Linked DNA regions of Homo sapiens: region 2 is linked to region 1. The links are chromatin loops, found by intact Hi-C in ENCODE. Cell type or tissue: breast epithelium. All regions are shown on one strand. Links, peaks and the distances in the headings refer to the core of each region. The heading gives the core; the rest is flanking DNA.

Region 1 (10,358 bases), core at 2,672-7,671:
TTTTTATTTTTTTATTAACAGTTTCTATCTCATACCTTGTTATTAGTCTGTTCAGGTTTTGGATTTCTTCCTGGTTCAATCTGGGTAGGTTGTACATATGTAGGAATTTATCAATTTCTTCTAGATTTTCCAATTTATTGGCATATAGTTGCTCATAATAGCCACTAATGAGCCTTTGAATTTCTGTGGCATTTGTTCTAATGTCTCATTTTTCATTTCTAATCTTATTTGGCTCCTCTCTCTTTTTTTTCTTATTCTGTCTAAAGATTTGTCAATTTTGTTTATCTTTTCAAAGACCAACTTTTTGTTTCATTGATCTTTTGTGCTACTTTATTTCAAAATCTTTAATTCTGCTCTGATTTTTATTATCTTTTCTTCTACTAATTCTGGGTTTGGTTTGCTCTTGCTTTTCTAGTTCTTTAAGATGCATTGTTAGGTAATTTGTTTGAAGTTTTTTTTTCTTTTTCGATGTAGATGCTTTTAGTTATAAACTTCCCTCTTAGTACTTCTTTTGTTGTATCCCATAGGTTTTGGCATGTTGTGTTTCCATTAACATTTGTTTCAGAAAACTTTTCAATTTCCCCCTTAACCTCTTCATTGACCCACTGGTCATTCAGGAGCATATTAATTTCCATGTATTTGTATAGTTTCTAAAATTTCTCCTTTTATTGATTTCTACTTTTATTTCATTGTAGTCAGAGAAGATGCTTGATATTATTTCAATTTTTTGAATGTTTTAACACTTGCTTTGTGACCTAACATATGATCTATCCTTGAGAATAATTCATGTGCTGAGGAAAAGAATGTGTATTCTGCAGCTGTTGGATGAAATGTTCTGTAAATATTTATGAGGTCCATTTGGTCTATAGTGCACATTAGGTGTGATATTTCTTTATTGATTCTCTGTCTGGAAGATCTCTCCAGTGCCAAAAGTGGGGTGTTGGCGTCTCCAGCTATTATTGGTCTGTCTCTTTAGCTCTGGTAATCTTTCCTTTATATATCTGCGTGTTCCAGTGTTGGATGCATATACATTTGTAATTGTTATCCTCTTGCTGAGTCGATCCCCTTATCATTATATAATGACCTTCTTTGTCTCTTCTTATAGTTTTTGTCTTGAAATCTATTTTGTCTGATGTAAGTGTAGCTACTTCTGCTCCTTTTTAGTTTCCATTGGTATGGAATATCTTTTTACATCATTTTTAGTCTGTATGTGTCTTCCATAAATGAAGTGTGTTTCTTCTAAGCGACAGATCACTGAATCTTCATTTTATGTCTTTTGATTGGAGAGTTTAGTACATTTACATCCAATGTTATTACTGATAAGTAATATTCATGCCATTTTATTATTTGTTTTCTGATTGTTTTGTGGTCTTCTCTTCGTCCTTTCTTCTTGTCTTCCTTTTAGTAAAGGTGATTTTCTCTGGTGGTATGATTTAATTTCTTGCTTTTTACTTTTGTGTCTATTTGTTGTATGTTTGTGATTTGAGTTACCATGAGATTTTCCAGCACTATTTTATAAGCCATTATTTTAAGCTTATCACTGTTATCACAACCTAATAGTGCTTGCATAAACAAGCAAAAAGAAAACTAATAATAACTCTATGCCTTAACTTCATCCCCCACATTTTAACTTTTTGTTGTTTCTATTTATATCTTAATGTACTATGCATCCCTTGAAAATTTCTTTTAGTTATTATTTTCAATTGGTTGATCTTTTGGTCTATTTAGTATAAGACTAGTTTACAAGGCTGGGCGCGGTGGCTCACGCCTGTAATCCCAGCACTTTGGGAAGCCGAGGTGGGTGGATCACGAGGTCAAGAGATCAAGACCATCCTGCCAAGAGATCAAGACCATCCTGGCCAACATGGTGAAACCCCGTCTCTACTAAAAATACAAAAATTAGCTGGGCGTGGTGGCGCATGCCTGTAGTCCCAGCTACTTGGGAGGCTGAGGCAGGAGAATCACTTGAACCTGGAAAAAAAAAAAAAAAAGAGTAGTTTACAAATCACAGTTACAGTGTTTTCATATTCTGTGTTTTTCTGTGTACTTACTATTACCAATGAGTTTTGGACCTTCAGATGATTTCTTATTGCTCATTAATGTCCTTTTCTTTCAAATTGAAGAACTCGTTAGCATTTCTTGTAGATCAGGTCTTGTGTTGATGAAATCATTCAGCTTTTGTCTGTCTGGGGAAGTCTTTATTTCTTCTTCACATTTGAAGGATATTTTCACGATATGTATTATTCTAGAGTAAATGTTTTCTTTTCCTTCAGCACTTTACATATGTCATGCCGCTCTCTCCTGGCCTGTAAGGTTTCCATTGAAAAGTCTGCTGTGAGACCTATTGGAGCTCCATTTTATGTTATTTGCTTCTTTTCTCTTGCTGCTGTTGGAATCTTTCCTTTATGCTTGACCCTTGGTAGTTTGATTATTAAAAGCCTTGAGGTAGTTTTCTTTGGGTTAAATCTGCTTGGTGTTCTATAACCTTCTTGTATTAGGATTTTGATATCTTTCTCTAGGTTTGGGAAGTTTACTGTTATTATCCCTTTAAACTTTTTACTCCTATCTCTTTCTCTACCTCCTCTTTAAGGCCAATAACTCTTAGATTTGCCCCTTTGGGGCTGTTTTCTAGATCTCATAGATGTGCTTCATTCTTTTTTATTATTTTTTCTTTTGTCCCTTCTGATTGTGTATTTTCATTTTTTATTTCTTTATTTTTTTATTTGACTATTTTCAAATAGCCTGTCTTCAAGCTAATTCTTTCTTCTGCTTAGTCTATTCTTCCGTTAAGAGACTCTGATGCACTCTTCAGTATATCAATTACATTTTTCACCCTGAGAATTTCTTGATTCTTTTAAATTATTTCAATCCCTTTGTTAAATGTATCTGATAGGATTCTGAATTCCTTCTCTGTGTTATCTTGAATTTGAGTTTCCTCAACACAGCTACTTGGTCTCTTTAAATCTATTTTCTATCTTTATGCTTTCTTCTTTCTTCCCTGGAAGGATACTATTATGAGCTTTCATACCCTTCGGCTAGTTACTTCTCTCTTTCCTCTTTCCTTTGGGCCCAGGGATGGTGCCAGCTACACTGCTGCCAGCCTCAGGCTCCTGCACTATCCCTTTTTGGTTCCATCACACCCTATCCACCATAAGTTGTTCCTTTGTAAATAAACCCTCCTCTAATTATTCTAATTTAAGTGTTCCAACTGTTTTATATTGAGTCCTTGACTGATATGGGAAAATTGGCAGAATATGAATCTCCTAGTACCATCACTGAGGTGTAGAATACTGAAAGTTATTATGGAAGAGTTCTGAGATCTTAGCAGTATAGAGCATTGCACAGTCTTATTCCTCCATTATGGAGAAGAAGGGGCTATTTGGCATGTATTTTCTGAATTTGGGAGCATATTTTAATATAGCAACTCATGTTTGCTACTGTTTGAATGAAGAAATTTCACTGAGCATTTTTTAATGAGACACTGGTCAAGAGTGCCAAGCCTGAAATAATCATAATGTATTGTGCCTTAGAAGAAGATGCAGGCCATTTTCAACTCATTTTACTTCTCTGCAGCCCTTAAAGGGTAAACAAGAGCATGTCAGGGATTCCTGTGGCTCCATATGAAGGGTCGTGGAGACTAGCAGAAGGGCAGAAACCATCAGACTGCAGTTTCTCCAGGCTAAACAATGGAACATCCAACCTGAAAATGACGTTGGGATAGTGTCCCGATGAAATACGGATTTCATTCTAGAAGGAGTTCTTTTGGTAGCAAAGATAGGCATGAAGCTGAACATTGCTCCAAGAAAACCAAACATTGCTTATAAGAACCATATAATGTTCACACAGGTAGCCAGTAGCAGATGGCAGAGATACATTTGACTACTTACTAAGTGGTTTCTTCATTCTCTCTTTGCTTCCTTCATAGGAGATGTATGAGAATATGAGACTCAAAGAGAGAGAAAAAAGGGAAAGTTCATTTTTAAAAAAAAAGATAAAAAGATAAGCCCTCTCCTTTACTGTAAGCCTCTAGGTTCAAAAACAGGTTTAGCTTGAGTTAGGACAGGTGGAGAGGAACATAGTTTAGGAAAGGAGGCTGGAGGCAAGGAGATGAGTCTAGAATGGACTTTGATATGGAAGCTATAAAAGAAGCAATCTTGAATATTGAAACAAGAGTATACTATTAAACAAGAATGATTGGAAAATTGTGGAGTTGGCCACGAAACTGTTAAGCAAACCGCTACTCAGGAGAAAGGAAGAGTTATTAGAAAAGGAACACAAGTTCATGTTTATACTTCAACTCTTGAGACTCACTGCAATTCCCTTCTGACAGGAATTTTTTTTTGTCTTATATATGGTAGAGTTAATTGTTCTAGAAGCCTACTTCAAGCTAACTTAAGCAACAAAGTGGGATTTATTGGAAAGCCGCTTGGGTGTCTCACAGAACCCAAGGAAGAGAATTGAGCTGGATTTCACAGGACCTGGAAAACCCTCAGAAACTCAATTGTTCTCTCTCTTTCTTCTCTCTCCAGTCAGAACCTTCAGGAAGGGGAGAGTGGCTCATGGGCTGAGTGGATAAACCACAAAATGGGTAATATACTATAGGTGAGTTTTAAGTGACAAATGAAGTCTAAGCTGTTATTGCACTGGTCGGTGACTGAAACTGAAAATGGGAATTAGAGGTTAAGTGGAGGGAATATGTTGCCAAAATGTTAGAAGGATCTTCTTCAAAGAGAAGTTGAGGCTCTAGAGGATAATGGTAGGGCACAGAGTGGAGGTGAAGCTTGTGAGGGGTGGGGGTCAATGGGGAGGATAGGAGAGCATTCCTGATTTTGAGGAGGAAGGATAGAGGGTTTTACTGGTGAATGACGTGAGTAAGTGTCATGACCGCTCGTATTCTCAGGATTCTTCAGTATTGGGAGATGTGACTGCAGTGGACAGGGCAGTGTCAGAGAGACTAGATTTTATAATAGAAGCTTTTAAATTACCTACCCATCACCAACTTATCAGGAGACTGACACTGTCCATCTCCTCCAAAAAAAAAAACTGACCTGCCCGGCACTTTGATGTCCACCAGTTGAGCTTTATGTTTATCAAGAATAGTTGTGTAAACTTCCAAAACTGTTTATGGCAGGCACAGTGGCTCACGCCTGTAATCCCAGCACTTTGGGAGGGTGATGTGGGTAGATGACTTGAGGTCAGGAGTTTGAGACCAGCCTGGCCAACGTGGTGAAACCCCATCTCTACTAAAAATACAAAAAAGAAATTAGCCAGGCGTGGTAGCGGGCGCCTGTAATCCCAGCTACTCAGGAGGCTGAGGCATGAGAATCGCTTGAACCCAGGAGGCGGAGGTGGCAGTGAGCCGAGATCATGCCACTGCACTCCAGCCTGGGTAACAGAGCAAGACTGTCTCAAAAGAAAAAAAAACTGTTTATATCAGTTATATTTGTTATTGTAATGATGAAATTTATAGACAAACTAATGAAATAGGAGTATAAACATACCAGTATTTTTTAAAAATAAGTTGAATATTTTATGACTACATAAACAATAATCTTTTAAAAGTCACTGTCAATTTGATGACTAGGAGTCAGCCATACAACTATAAAAGGTTTTGAGAAAACTGTAAAGATCTAAATAGAGGCTGCATTTAGTTTTTTTCCCCACAAGAACCTTTAGGTTCTAGACATTTATTTCAAATAAATGTCAACTCATCTGGATGTAGCTTATGCAAGAAAGACCTAGAAGAGCTCTTATTATGGACCCCCATTCAATGAAAACACAATGGCCCTTTATTTCTCTTTCAACATGAGGAGGTGGAAGGGCTGTTCAAGCCCTTCTGTTCACGATAGCCCAGGAGGTCCAGGAGAGAGGCGAGCCGTGGGTGAGCAGGAGTGTCTGGGGAGTGTCAACTTTCCATTGAAAAATACCCCTATGATCAAGCCATTTCACTTCCGTGGCAATCTTATTTATGTATTCACCAAAATTGGGTGGGAGCTAGTGTTTAGCTGTCATCGTCCGTAGGCTGCTGTGTTTGGCTCATGGCAGGGTGTGAAACTGGCATCAGGGAGTGTTTGCCAAGTGAATAAGGGTGAGGCTGCCCTTTCCAGAGCCGCCGGGAGAAACTCTGGATACAGAGACCCTAGCCTGGCGCCAGTCCCAGCGTTCCTCCTAGTCGGGGAGGAATCTGTGGGTGGGAGGTGGGGAGCCTGAAACCCAAATACAACAGCCACTCTGGGCTGGGCGTGGTTCCCTGGGAGCTGGGTCTCAGATCCTTTTAAAGCTGATTTCTCCCCGGATCTCCGGGCAAGATGGGCAAGTACACGGTCCGCGTAGCCACCGGGGATTTGCTCCTGGCGGGCTCTCCCAACCTGGTGCAGCTATGGCTGGTGGGCGAGCACGGGGAGGCAGACCTAGGGAAGCAGCTGCCACCGGTGTGGGGAAAGGTGAGCGCGGACTGCGGTGAGAGCTGGGGCCCTGGGACTCAGAGGTGTCACTGGGGGCCGGGGCCATTCGGAGGGTGCTGCTGCCCCACCCATGAGAAACCTGGGAAGCGGGGTAGGGGCTGAGGTCGGGTGCACTTGGTGCGCCTGATAGGAAAAGCGAGAGGAACAGGAGAGATGAGAGGCATTTTCCTGCCCGAGCGGAAGGACAGAGACGCCCGCTGGGGTGGGCACGGCAGGCCCGGGGGGAGGCTGGCGCCCCGCAGTACCAGCTGCTCCTCCTCACCTCCACCTCTCCCCGGCTGTGCTGTGGAGGGGAAACGGAGCCAGGATTCTCTGAAGGTTCACCGACCCCGCCGTCCTCCCTGAAGACCCCAAAACCTGAGCTGTGTACTGTCGCGCAGGAGGCAGAGTTTGAGATCGACGTCCCCCTGCACCTGGGGCGCCTCCTGATGGTGAAGCTGCGCAAACACAACGTGCTGTTGAGTCTCGACTGGTTCTGCAAGTGGATCTCAGTGCAGGGCCCGGGGACCCAAGGCGAGGCCTTTTTCCCCTGCTACCGCTGGGTGCAGGGCCACGGAATTATCTGCCTGCCTGAGGGTACTGGTGAGCTCGGTGGAGAAGGGGCACAGCCCCTGGCAGGCTGGAGGAAGAAGCGGGTGGGGGGAGGCTACTGTAAAAGAGGGAAAATGAGAGATGAGGGAGATGGGGAGAAGTGAAGGGGGAGGGTGGCTGATGGGGAGACCCGAGCGCGGAGGGGTGACCAGGGAGGGCATGTGCTCTTGTCCCTCTCCCCCAGCCCGGACCGTGAGTGATGACCCCCAGAACCTGTTTAAGAAATATCGGGAACAGGAGCTCGAGGAAAGAAGGAAGGTGTACCGTTGAGCCCCAGGAAGTCTTTGATCCCCTACCAGATCCCAAGAAACCTGCCACCTGCCTCCTTACCCCTACCTGTGTGTTCTTCCTCCAGGTGGGGCTCCTGGAAAGATGGGTTAATCCTGCCTATAGCAGGGAATAGGCAACCGGACCTTCCTAGGGACGAGCGATTCCTCGAGGATAAGGATTTAGACTTTAATGTCTCCCTAGCAAAAGGGTGAGTACCAGGTAGAGGCTGGGCACTTGCTTCCTAGGGCACAAGGTGGGATGCTTCCTTGATCTTCTTGCACTCCATTCTTTCCACAGGTTGAAGGACTTGGCCATTAAGGGGACACTGGATTTCATAAATTGTGTGAAAAGGCTGGAAGATTTCAAAAAAATATTCCCACATGGAAAGACTGTCCTGGCTGGTCAGTTTTCACAACCTCCCAAAACCAATATACAGACTTCCAACCCAGGGATTTGAAAAAGGAGGGGGATGGAGGATTAGATCAGTGGGATTAGGAGTTCGGAGCTCAGAGCTCACAGGGTGCTCCCCAATTGATGTTCCTAGAGCGGGTTTATGATTCTTGGAAGAATGATGCCTTCTTTGGGTACCAGTTTCTCAATGGTGCAAACCCCATGCTCCTGAGGTGTTCTTCAAGGCTCCCAGCCTGCCTGGTGCTGCCTCCAGGGATGGAAGACTTGAAGACCCAGCTGGAGAAAGAACTCCAGGTGCTGCTGGGCTTTCTGCCCATCCACCATCCCAGCCATTACCCCCACCTCCCTTCTCCTCCCATCTCCAGCCCCTTCTCTCATCTCCTCCATCTACACCCAAGGTTTCTCAACGTTGGCACTATTAACATTCTGCACCACATAATTCTCTGTTGGCTGGCGGGGGGGGGGGGGGGGGGCTTTCCTGTGGATCGTAGGGTGTTTAGTAGCATTCCTGGCCTCTACCCATTGATGCCAGCAGCATCCCCCCGGTTGTGACAACCAAAAATGTGTCTAGATAGTGCTGAATGTCCTGGGGTTGGGGAGAGGAGGAATTGCCCCTGATTGAGAACATTGATCTACAACATCTCCTCCTGTATCTTCTTTTCTTTCTCCACATTCCTCTCTTCCTTCTTCATTGAACATATATCAGCCTTAGGGAAAAGCGCAAGCTTCTGGAGAGAAATAGCAAGAAAAACTAAACAAAGCCTTGGAGAGCTAAAAGCTGAATCTGTTTTTGGGGGGAGATGGGTAGCTAAAGGAAATATTTTTGCTACATTGGCTAAAGCTGGCAGAAGAGGGGATACGTGAAGAATGCAGTGGCCTTATGTGGTGGAAAACCAGAAACTTCGCTGCAGGGAGCTCCAAGTCTGAAGGAAGACATCAGTCATGAAAACTTTGCATTCAGTTTTTTGGTTCTGCAGAAAGTGATTGGTGTTTAAAGTAAAAAAGACTTGGGTGGGTAGAGGAAGGATCCACCCTGGAAAATGAGAGAAGGGCAGCTCCAGAAACAACTCCAACCCTGTTTTCTATTCCTGCCCCTGGCCCTGTAGGCTGGATCTCTGTTTGAAGTGGATTTCTCCTTGCTGGATGGAGTCAAGCCTAATGTCATCATTTTTAAGCAGCAATGCGTGGCAGCCCCTTTGGTCATGCTGAAGCTTCAGCCTGATGGAGGACTCTTACCCATGGTCATCCAGGTGAGAGGGCCCAGGTATTTTTCTACCAGACACTGATCTCCTTTAGGGACTTAGATACACAAGTTCTCAGCCCCCACTCTCTCTCCTGCTCTAGCTCCAGCCACCTTGACACGGATGTCCCCCACCTCTGCTCTTTCTGCCCTCGCATCCCCCCATGGCCTGGCTCCTGGCCAAGACCTGGGTCCGGAGCTCTGATTTCCAGCTGCAGCAGTTACAGTCACATCTGCTGAGGGGACACTTGATTGCTGAGGTTATTGCTGTGGCTACAATGAGAAGCTTGCCTAGCCTCCATCCTATCTACAAGGTACTTCAGCATCTCTGTCATTCTGTATCTGACTGTCCTTCATATTTCAGACTCCTACAAAGAGTCTAACCTTGTACATTTCAGTCTAGCAGCAATCAATTTATATGTGGAGACACATACACAGATACATACACACACGCGTACACATACACAGTAATATGGAAACACCCAGGACACACACTTACTATGAGTTGGGGGGAGAAGTGAGAATAGGTTTTGCAAAGGAGTTGAAATTTTGGCTGAGGAGGTTTCCAGGTGGGCAAGTGAGGGGTGGAACATTACAGCCACAAAGATCTAAAGAGGCGAGGAAAGAAGGGAACATGGATAATGGCTGAGATTGGGTGAGATTAAAGTGTAGGGCATGAGTTGGGATGAGGAGGAAGAAGAAGTGGGAGGAGATGAGAGAAGAAGCCATGTTACTTAGCGGGGAGAAGAATCAAGAGTTATTTTCTGACCATGTGGGGCTTCCAATGCCTATAAAGACCCATTTGCACATGTCAGGAGGGCAACTGGATATGTGAGTCTGGAGTTCCTAGAAGAGGTGTAGGTTGAAAATACAGATTTTAGAGTCATTAGAAAACAAAAGTATCAAAGTCATTGTACTGGATGAAGTTCTCTAGGGTTTGTAGAGAATTTGACCGAGATATAACTCTAGGGTGAACCAACATTTACAGACTGAGAGAAGGGAGCAGAGTGAGAAAAGAAACAAGAGAAGGAACCTCATTGAGGTAGGAGGAAAATCAAAAAGTGCAATCCATGGCAGCCAGGAAAAGAAAGCGTTTCAAGAGGGACGCGTGATTATCTGTCTCAAGTGCTGCTGAGAGATCAAGAAAGTTACAGAGAAGTGACATTTGGATTTCTCAATATGGAAGTCATTGGTTAATAAATGGACATGCGCCATCTCAGGGAAGTGGAGGAAGCCTGATTCATGGGGGTGAGCAGCAAATGTGAGGTGGGTAAGCAAAGACAACACTGAGTGAAGATTTGCTGTGAAAGGGAAAGCAAGAAACAGGGAGATGGCAAGACAAGGATGTGGGGGTCAAGCACAGGTTTTCTTTAGGGTATCCA
Region 2 (10,358 bases), core at 2,712-7,711, 70 kb after region 1:
GAAAGGTGAGCCATAGAGCAACAATCAAGGGGGTGCCTAACAGTGTGTCATAGAGGATCAACCACCAAATCCCCTCCTACCCCACACACACAGGTGAAAAAACTGTTGTGTATACTCACCGTGGTCGTGGTTACATGAATCTATACAGGTGTTAAAATGTGTAGAACTGTATACCAAAAAGCTAATTTTACTGTATGATAATTTTAAAATAAAAAAATTTGAAGGCCAGGTGCGGTGGCTCACGCCTGTAATCCCAGCACTTTGGGAAGCCAAGGCAGGTGGATCACGAGGTCAGGAGATCGAGACCATCCTGGCCAACACGGTGAAATCCCATCTGTACTAAAAATACAAAAAATTAGCTGGGCGTGGTGGTGGGCACCTGTAGTCCCAGCTACCTGGGAGGCTGAGGCAGGAGAATGGCGTGAACCCGGGAGGCGGAGCTTGCAGTGAGCTGAGATTGTGCCACTGCACTCCAGCGTGAGACTCCAGCTCAAAAAAAAAAAAAAAAAAAAATTTAAGAGACATAAAAGGATACCAAAGGAAGGCTAGGGAACTGTTAGATTTTAATAGAGACAAGAGACCAAATACAGTATGTGGCCCTGGATTTGAACCTGGATTCAAGGCACCTAATTTGATTGACTGATTGATTGATTGATTGATGGATTGATACAGAGTCGCTCTGTCGCCCAGGATGGAGTGCAAATGGCGCACTCTCTGCTCACTGCAACCTCCGCCTCCCGGGTTCAAGCGATTCTCCTGCCTCAGCCTCACGAGTAGCTGGGACTACAAGTGCACGCCAACACGACCGGCTAATTTTTGTATTTTTAGTACAGATGGGGTTTCACTATGTTGACCAGGCTGGATGCAAACTCCTGGCCCTCAAGTGATCCACCTGCCTGGGCCTCCCAAAGGGCTGGGATCACAGGTGTGAGCCACCACACCTGGCCCAAAGTAACTAATTTTAAAAAGACATTTTTAAACATAAGTGAAAATATAAATGCATAATAACTATTAAATAATATCATGGTATTATATATTATGATATGATAAATGATATGGTAGTTATGTATGAAGGCTATGTATTTTTAAAGTCCTTATCAGTTAGAGACATATACTAAAATATTCAAAGGTGAAATGACATGATGTCTGGGATTTGCTTTTAAATACTCCAGAATATATATATATATAGTAAATATATGGTGTGTAACAGAATAAGAGTGGGATTTTTGTCTCTTTGTTTACTGCTGTGTCTTCAATTTCTAGAAGTTTGGGAGTTTGTGGTAGATACTTAGCAAATATTAGTTGAATGAATTAGTTGAATGAACTCCTCTTATTGCCTGTCTCACAAACTGTGACGGTACATACCTCTACGGATGTCTCTATCTCTTAGCTCAACTATCACTCCTGACTTCTCCCATGTACAGTACTGCAACTGCGCATTGATGAATCCATGTCTAAAATCCTGCTCAGATAGAAAGAAAAGTCTTCGCTGGTAAAGTTCAATAAGCAGAGTCATCACGAGTTTTCCATTTTCTTTTATAGTTTTCACTGTACATATGAGCCCATGGTAATCTGGCCCCTGACTAACTTTCCAATTACATACTCCCACTGTCTCCTTCCATGAAACCTACATCCAAGTCCCACAAAAAACTTAACTGTCCATCACAAGCACCTTGATATATTAAATTTCTCTGCCTTTGTACCTGGAGTTCCCTCTGTTTAGGATGCGATTTTCTCTTCATACATCTAGTAGTGAGTTCTGTTCATTCTTCAAAATTCAGTCCAGGAGTGAAATCAGTAACATGGCAGAATAGGATGTTCCAGCTCTCATCCCCCCATAGAAACACCAGTTAAGGCAGGCAGTGACAGATGAGAATCATTATGTGGGAGGCCTGGAGTCTGGCTGAGGTTCCAGCACCCCACTGGAGCAAATCAACCCAAGAGTGGAAGCATCGAAAAGGGTAAGAAGTGCAGTTCCACTTTACCTGCATCAGCCCTCCCCCAAGGAGGCACAGCTTGTGCTGAGAGAAGCTCCTTTGGCTTTCAATCTCTCCACAGGGGAAGGTAAAAGCATAGTCAACACCTGGCTTCCCCAGACTTGAATAACATTGCCCAGGAGGCTCACTTCTGTCTCCCTGCCCAGAATACAGATGATCAGCATGAAGAACACTGAATACAGAATACAGATGATGAGCATGAAGAACACTGAATACAGAATACAGATGATCAGCAAGAAGAACATTGCCCGGGAGGCTCACTTCTGTCTCCCTGCCCAGAATACAGATGATCAGCATGACTGATCATCTAGGAACAGGGAGAAGGGAATGGACTGCACAGCAACCAGCATGTGGTTTCAACAACCAACCACAGATTCTGCCACTTAGCTCACAGACTCCAGCAGGAGACTTGCCCACAAATCCCACCAGATGACTCACGTGAGGACCCTCCACCCAACGAGTCTATGCAACCTGCATGCCCCACCCCACCATGTATGGGGCCCAACACACCACTGTGCATGGCCCACATTAAATGCTGCAGAGAGAACATGAACATTAACAACAGGCATGGATCTTAGCAGCTGGCTCAACTCTGCTGGACTTATGGGAAAACATCAAGCAAACTAATATAAATATTATAGAAATCCCAAAAGGACCAGAGAAAGAGAAAGGGAAAGAAAGCTTATTGAAGGACATGAACAGACACTTCTCAAAAGAAGATATTTATGCAGCCAAAAAACACATGAAAAAATGCTCACCATCACTGGCCATCAGAGAAATGCAAATCAAAACCACAATGAGATACCATCTCACATCAGTTAGAATGGCAATCATTAAAAAGTCAGGAAACAACAGGTGCTGGAGAGGATGTGGAGAAATAGGAACACTTTTACACTGTTGGTGGGACTGTAAACTATTTCAACCACTGTGGAAGTCAGTGTGGCGATTCCTCAGGGATCTAGAACTAGAAATACCATTTGACCCAGCCATCCCATTACTGGGTATATACCCAAAGGACTATAAATCATGCTGCTATGAAGACACATGCACACGTATGTTTATGGCGGCACTATTCACAATAGCAAAGACTTGGAACCAACCCAAATGTCCAACAATGATAGACTGGATTAAGAAAATGGCACATATACACCACGGAATACTATGCAGCCATAAAAAATGATGAGTTCATGTCCTTTGTAGGGACATGGATGAAATTGGAAATCATCATTCTCAGTAAACTATCGCAAGAACAAAAAACCAAACACCGCATATTCTCACTCATAGGTGGGAATTGAACAATGAGAACACATGGACACAGGAAGGGGAACATCACACTCTGGGGACTGTTGTGGGTTGGGGGGAGGGGGGAGGGATAGCATTGGGAGATATACCTAATGCTAGATGACGAGTTAGTGGGTGCAGCGCACCAGCATGGCACATGTATACATATGTAACTAACCCGCACATTGTGCACATGTACCCTAAAACTTAAAGTATAATAATAATAAATAAATAAATAAATAAATAAATAAAATATAATGACAGAAAACTTTCCAAATCTGTAAAGAGAAAAAAAAAACACTCAGATCCATTAAGCCCAAAGAATTCCATATACATTGAGAATAAAGAGGTCTTCACCAAGACACATTATAATCAAATAGTCAAAAATCAAAGACAAAGAAAGAATTTTCTTCCTTTTGTTTTGTTTTAATTATTTTTTATCTCCTCAAATTCCTTTTACCAGAGAATTTTTAAAGCAGCAAAAGAAAAACAACTCAACACATACAAAGAAACCTCCACAAGATTATCAGTGGGTTTCTCACCAAAAACCCTGCAGACCAAGATAGAGTGGAATGATATACTCAAAGTGCTGGAAGAAAAAAAACTGCCAACCAAAAACATACTCAGCAAAGCCATCTTTCAAAAAGGAAAGAAAGATAAAGACCTTCCCAGACAAACCAAAACTGAGGAAGTTCATCACCCCTGGACTTGCCTTACAAGAAATATGAAAGGGAGACCTTCAAGTTGAAATGAAAGGAATATGTATCAGCAACATGAAAACATACACTCACTGATAAAGGTAAGTATATAGTCAAACTCACAATTCTCTAATACCATGATGATGGTATATAGTTCGATACACAATATAAAAAGCTGTAAATTGTGATATAAATAATATAAAATGTGGGGGGAGGAGTAAAAGTATATAGTCTTTGTATGTAATAAAAATTAAGTTGTTATCAGCTTAAAATAGACTATTACAACTACAAGATGTTTTATGTAAGCCTCGTGGTAATCACAAAAAAAATCCTGTAGTAGATACACAAAAGATAAAAAGAAAAGAATCAAAGCATACCACCACAAACAATAATAATAATAAAGCCACAAAGGAAGACAACGAGAGAGGAAGAAAGGAACTACAATTAACAAAATAGCAATAGTAAGTCCTTACCTATCAATTATTACTTTAAATGTATATAGACTAAATTCTCTCATTAAGAGGCATACAGTGGATAAACGGAATTTTTTTTTTTTTTTTTTTTGAGATGGAGTCTCGCTGTCTCACCCAGGCTGGAGTGCAGTGGCCTGATCTCAGCTCACTGCAACCTCCACCTCCCAGGTTCAAGCAATTCTCTGCCTCAGCCTCCCGAGTAGCTGGGATTACAGGCACCCACCACCATGCCCAGCTAATTTTTGTATTTTTAGTAGAGATGGGGTTTCACCATCTTGGCCAGGCTGGTGTTGAACTCCTGACCTGGTGATCCACCTGCCTTGGCCTCCCAAAGTGCTGGGATTACAGGCCTGAGCCACTGCACCGGGTCAATAAATGGACTTTTAAAAATAAGACCCAACTATATACTGTCTACAAGAGACTCACTTTAGATTTAAGGACACAAATAGCCTGAAAGTGAATGGATGAAAAACACATCCCATAAAAATGATAACCAAAGAGAGCAAAGGTGGCTATACTTACATGTGACAAAATAGACTTCAGGTCAAAAACTGTCATAAGAGACAAAGAAGGTCATTATATATACTAACAAAAGGGTCAATTCATCAGGAAGACATAAAACAGCAATACATAATAGAAGAAATCAATACCCCCACTCAACAATGGTTGGATCATCCAGACAGAAAATAAATAAGGAAACAGTGGAATTAAACACTAGATACCAAACAGATCCAATGAACATATACGTGACATTCTATCCAACAGAAGCAAAATACACATTCTTCTTAAGCCCACATGGAACATTCTCCAGGATAGATCACATGTTAAGCAACAAAATAAGTCTTAACAAATTTACGAAGATTGAAATCATATGAAATATCTTTTCCAATCACAATGAAATGAAACTAGGAATAATAGGAGGAAAATTGGAAAACTCACAAATATGCAGAAATTAAGCAACACACTCCTGAAAAACCAATGGGTCAAAGAAGAAATTAAAAGAAGAGACAAAAATATCTTGAGACAAACAAACAAACAAACAAAAACCAAAATGGGATGTATGGGATGCAGCAAAAGCAGTTATTGGAGGGAAGTTTATAGCAACAAATGATTACGTTAATAAAAGAAAAGTTCTCACATAAACAACCTAAAGTTACACCCCAAAGAAATACAAAAATAAGAACAAAGCCCAAAGTTAGCAAAAGGAATAATAAAATTTAGACCAGAAATAAATGAAATAGAGACTAGAAAAATAATAAAGAGAAATCAATGAAACAAAGAGTTGGGTTTTTGAAAAACACAAAATTGACAAACCTTTAGCTAAACTAAGAAAGAGATGAGATATAAATAAAATTATATATGAAGGATGAGTCATTCCAACTGATACCATGAAAATACAAAGGATCAGAAGAGGTTACTGTGAGCAATTATACACCAACAAATTGGGTAGCATAAAAAAATGGATAAATTCTCAGAACTTACAACCTACAAAAACTAAGTCAGGAGAAATACAAAATCTGAACAGAGCACTAACAAAGACTAGATGGCTTCACTGGTGAATTCTACAAACCTTTAAAAAGAATTAATGCCAATCTTTCTCAGTTTTTTCCAAAAATTAAAGAGGAGGGAACACTTCTAAACTGTTTCTACAAGACCAGCATTACCCTGATCCCAAAGCCAGATAAGAACACTACAAGAAAAGAAAAATACGAGACAATATCCCTGATAAACACAAATGCAAGAATCCTCAACAAAATACTAGCAAACAAAATTCAACAATCCATTAAAAGAATAATACACCATGATCAAGTTAGATTTATTCCTGGGATGCGAAAATGGTTCAAAATACACAAATCAATAAATGTGATCCATATTACAGTAACAGAATGAAGGATAAAAATGATCATCTCAATAGATACAGAAAAGCATCTGACAAAACTTAGCATCTTTTCATGATAAAATCTTTTTACAAATTAAGTACTGAACAATGTAACTCAACATAAGAAGGCCATACATGACAAGCCCACAGCTAGCATCATACTCAACAGTGAAAGTCAAGTTTTCCTCTAAGACCAGGAACAAGACAAGGATATCCATTCTCACCACTTCTATTCAACATAGTACTAGAAGGCCTAGCCAGAGCAATTAGGCAAGAAAAAGAATGAAATGGCATCCAAATAGAAAAGGAAGAAGTTAAATTGTCTCATTTGCTAACATGATCTTATATGTAGAAAACCCTAAAGATTCCACCAAAAAAACTGCTAAAACTAATAAATGAATTCAGTAAAGTTGCAGGATACAAAAACCAACCTACAGTATCAGTAGCATTTCTATACCCTGACAACGAACTATCCAAAAAAGAAATTAAGATAACAATTCCATCTACAATAACATCAGGAAGAATAAAATACTTAGGAATACACTTAAATAAGGAGGTGAAAGACCTATACACTGAAAACTATAAAACATTAATGAAATATATTGGAAAGTCACAAATAAATGGAAAGATATCTGCAGGACAGTTATTTAGGGAGGAGGTAGACTTGCACTGACTTAGTTCTTCCCCTTTCTTGCTTGTAGTTCCCAAGAATAACTATAAAATGTGCTGGGAATTCGCCATCCTGAGATAAGGAGTTGGCCAGAATAGCCCAGGCTCTATTCCAGTCTCCCCTAGAAATAAGATGTCCTTCAGTGATTTAGCCCAGTATGTCACATACCCCAGGGTATTAAAAAAAAGCCAGCCAGGTGCAGTGGCTCATACCTGTAATCCCAGCACTTTGGGAGGCCAGGAGTTTGAGACCAGCCTGGGCAACAGGGCGAAACCCCATCTTTACTAAAAATACAAAAATTAACCAGGCCTGATGGCACACTCATGTAGTCCCAGCTATACAGGAGGCTGAGGCAGGAGAATCCCTTGAACCCAGGAGGCGGAGGTTGCACTGAGCCAAGATCATGCCACTGCACTCCAGTCTGGGCAACAGAGTGAGACTCTGTCTCCAAAAAAAAAAAAAAAAAAAAGCCAGGGCAGGCTGCTTTTTTTGAGGAGGTCCCTCAGCTGCAATGCAGGTGGAGCATGCACATATGACACTCCATCCACCACAAGCAGTTTTCCAGAGACTCCGGGAATGCTTGCAATGAACACTGGGTTTCTGTTGTCCCTTGCTGCCTATCTGTAGGTAATAAATCCACTATATTTAATTTGCTGCGTATAAGTGTGTTCAGTCTTACTGGACTCAGGGAAGTTGGTAATCAGTGCACAGTAAACCTATTCCACAAAATCCCATGTCCATGAATAGGAAAAATCAATATTATCAAAATGTCTCTACTACCCAAAGTGATCTAAAGATTCGCTGCAACCCCTTTCAAAATTCCAATGGCATTTTTCACTGAAATAGAAAAAAGAAATCCTAAAACTTGTATTGAGCTACAAAAGACTTCTAATATCTAAAGAAATTGTGAGCAAAAACAAAAGAGCTGAACATAAACATTAAAAAAATGAAATTAGACCTTATTTATAACATACACAAAAGTCAACTCAAAATGGATTAAAGACTTAAATGTAAGACCTGAAATCATAAAAATGTTAGAAGAAAACATACAGGAAAGCTCTATGACATTGGTTTTGACAATAATTTGGGGGGTCCATCAAAATCCATATCCATTTTTGGATATGGTACCAAAAGCACAAGCAACAACAGCAAAAATAAATAGAATTATATCAAACTAAAAAGTTTCTACACAGCAAAGAAAACAATCAACAAAATGAAAAGGCAACCACAGAATGGGAGAAAACATTTGCATACCATGTATCTGATAAGGGGTTAATATTCCAAATGTATAAGGAACTCATACAACTCAACAGCAAAAAAAAAAAAAAAAACCTGATGTTTAAAGTGGGCAAAATACCTGAATAAACATTTTTCCAAAGGAGACATACAAATGCCCAACAGGTATATAAAAAGGTGTTGAACATCAGTCATCATCAAGGAAATGCAAATCAAAATCACAGTGAGACATAATCTCATACCTGTTAGCATGAGTATTATCAAAAATTCAAAAATAACAAATGTCGGTCAGGCGCGGTGGCTCACGCCTGTAATCCCAGCACTTTGGGAAGACGAGGTGGGCAGATTACCTGAGGTCAGGAGTTCGAGACCAGCCTGGCCAACATGGTGAAACCCCGTCTCTAGTAAAAACACAAAAATTAGCTGGGCATGGTGGCGGGTGCCTGTAGTCCCAGCTACTCAGGAAGCCGAGGCAGGAGAATCGCTTGAACCCAGGAGGCAGAGGTTGCAGTGAGCTGAGATCATGCCATTGTACTCCAGCCTGGGCAACAGAGTGAGACTCTGTCTCAAAAAAAAAAAAAAAAAAAAAAAAAAAAAAACAAGGGATGCAGGGAGGGGAAAATGAGGAAGTGGTAATTACAGAGTACGAAGCTTCAATTATGCAAGATAAATAAGTTCTGGAAATCTATTATATGGCATACCGCCTGTAGCTAACGATGCTGTATTTTGTACTTAAAATTGCTAAAAGAGTAGATTTTATGGTAAGTGTTCTTGCCAAAAAAAAAAAAGAGCCACACATCATCATCATCATCATCATCATTATCACAGAAGGGGACAGGAGGAAACTTTGGGAGATGACGATGGGTTTGATGGTAGTGTTGGTTTCACAGGCATATATTTAACTGCAAATTCATTGATATGTGATAATTAAATAGGAATAGCTTTTCATATCAATCATACCTGAATAAAAGTAGTCTAAAGACTTCAGTATTAACTTCTCATTGAAAACTCCCCTGACTCTTCCAATCTCTGTGCTCCTAGGCTTCAGTCAGGATTCTTTTTTTTTTTTTTTTTTTTTTTTTTTTTGAGATAGAGTTTTGCTCTTGTTGCCCAGGCTGGAGTGCAATGGAGCAATCTCAGCTCACCACAACCTCCGCCTCCCAGGTTCAAGTGATTCTCCTGCCTCAGCCTCCCGAGTAGCTGGGATTACAGGCGCCCACTACCACGCCCGGCTAATTTTGTATTTTTAGTACAGACGGGGTTTCTCCATGTTGGTCAGGCTGGTCTCAAACTCCCGACCTCAGGTGATCCACCCGCCTCGGCCTCCCAAAGTGCTGGGATTACAGGCATGAGCCACCGCACCTGGCCATGCCAGTCAGGATTCTTACACATTTTATTTGTGTTTTCACTGCAAGGCTTCTTTTCCCAGTAGACAGTGGGTCATAATAATAGTAGTTATTATCATACACTAAACCAGTGCTTACTAGTTACTATTCCGATCATTTCACTTGTATTGACCTTTAATTTTCGCAAAAATCATTCAGGGTAGGTACTTTTCTTCACAATTTACAAATGAAGCAACTGAGGCACAAAGATGAAATAACTTTCCCAAGATGACACATCTAGTAATAACGGAGACAGAATTGCAAACACGGGTGGTCTGGATCCATGGTCTGCGCTCTCAACAACTACTCTACGCACAACAGCTTCTCCACACAAAGTGCTGCGTGCTTGGCTGCAACCGCTGCCTAACGTCATTTTAAGGTTTGCCAAATGTATTTGTCTAAAGAATGCATTTTAAGTTGTAATACATCGATGAAAAGTCAACAAGGATTCAAGATATGTACTATATGGCTGAGTTTTAAAAGGAAAAAAAGAATAAAAAACTATAGAAAGGAGGGAAAGAGGAAGAGAAGGAAGAAGGCAAAAGAAGGATAGAGGGATAGAGAGAGGAAGATAGAAAGAAAATAAAACTGGTTTCAAAGTCACAAGAAATGACCAAAATTGAAAATTGAAATTCTACAGAATACTGAGAGACGTTGACACATAAATAAATAATAAAGAAGTACACCATGCCCATGGAGCAGAAGACTCAGTATAGTTGAGATACCAATTTTCAGCCAG

The links. A loop is a pair of places that touch in the nucleus more often than their neighbours do. Peaks named below come from ENCODE experiments on the same cell type or tissue, not always from the same donor. Only the 100,000 strongest peaks of a DNase experiment are listed, where the experiment ranks them.
Region 2: a loop joins it to region 1, with 8 times the contacts of the local background. A loop is called at or near these places in 1 of 110 quality-filtered maps.

What each region holds. Positions count from the first base shown.
Region 1 is chr17:6,887,474-6,897,831 of GRCh38, forward strand. It overlaps LOC124903908 (a long non-coding RNA gene), which reads right to left and starts at 7,473. Exons shown (of 2, transcript XR_007065597.1): 1 at 7,392-7,473; 2 at 5,767-7,083. It also overlaps the pseudogene ALOX12P2. RefSeq lists enhancers at 6,207-6,708, 6,709-7,208. In breast epithelium, for the core only: no CTCF peak of the experiment used is centred there; no DNase peak of the experiment used is centred there; H3K4me3 peaks cover 1,247 bases.
Region 2 is chr17:6,957,500-6,967,857 of GRCh38, forward strand. No RefSeq gene overlaps it. Among named protein-coding and RNA genes, the nearest start is that of ALOX12, 33 kb to the right of the region's middle. In breast epithelium, for the core only: no CTCF peak of the experiment used is centred there; no DNase peak of the experiment used is centred there.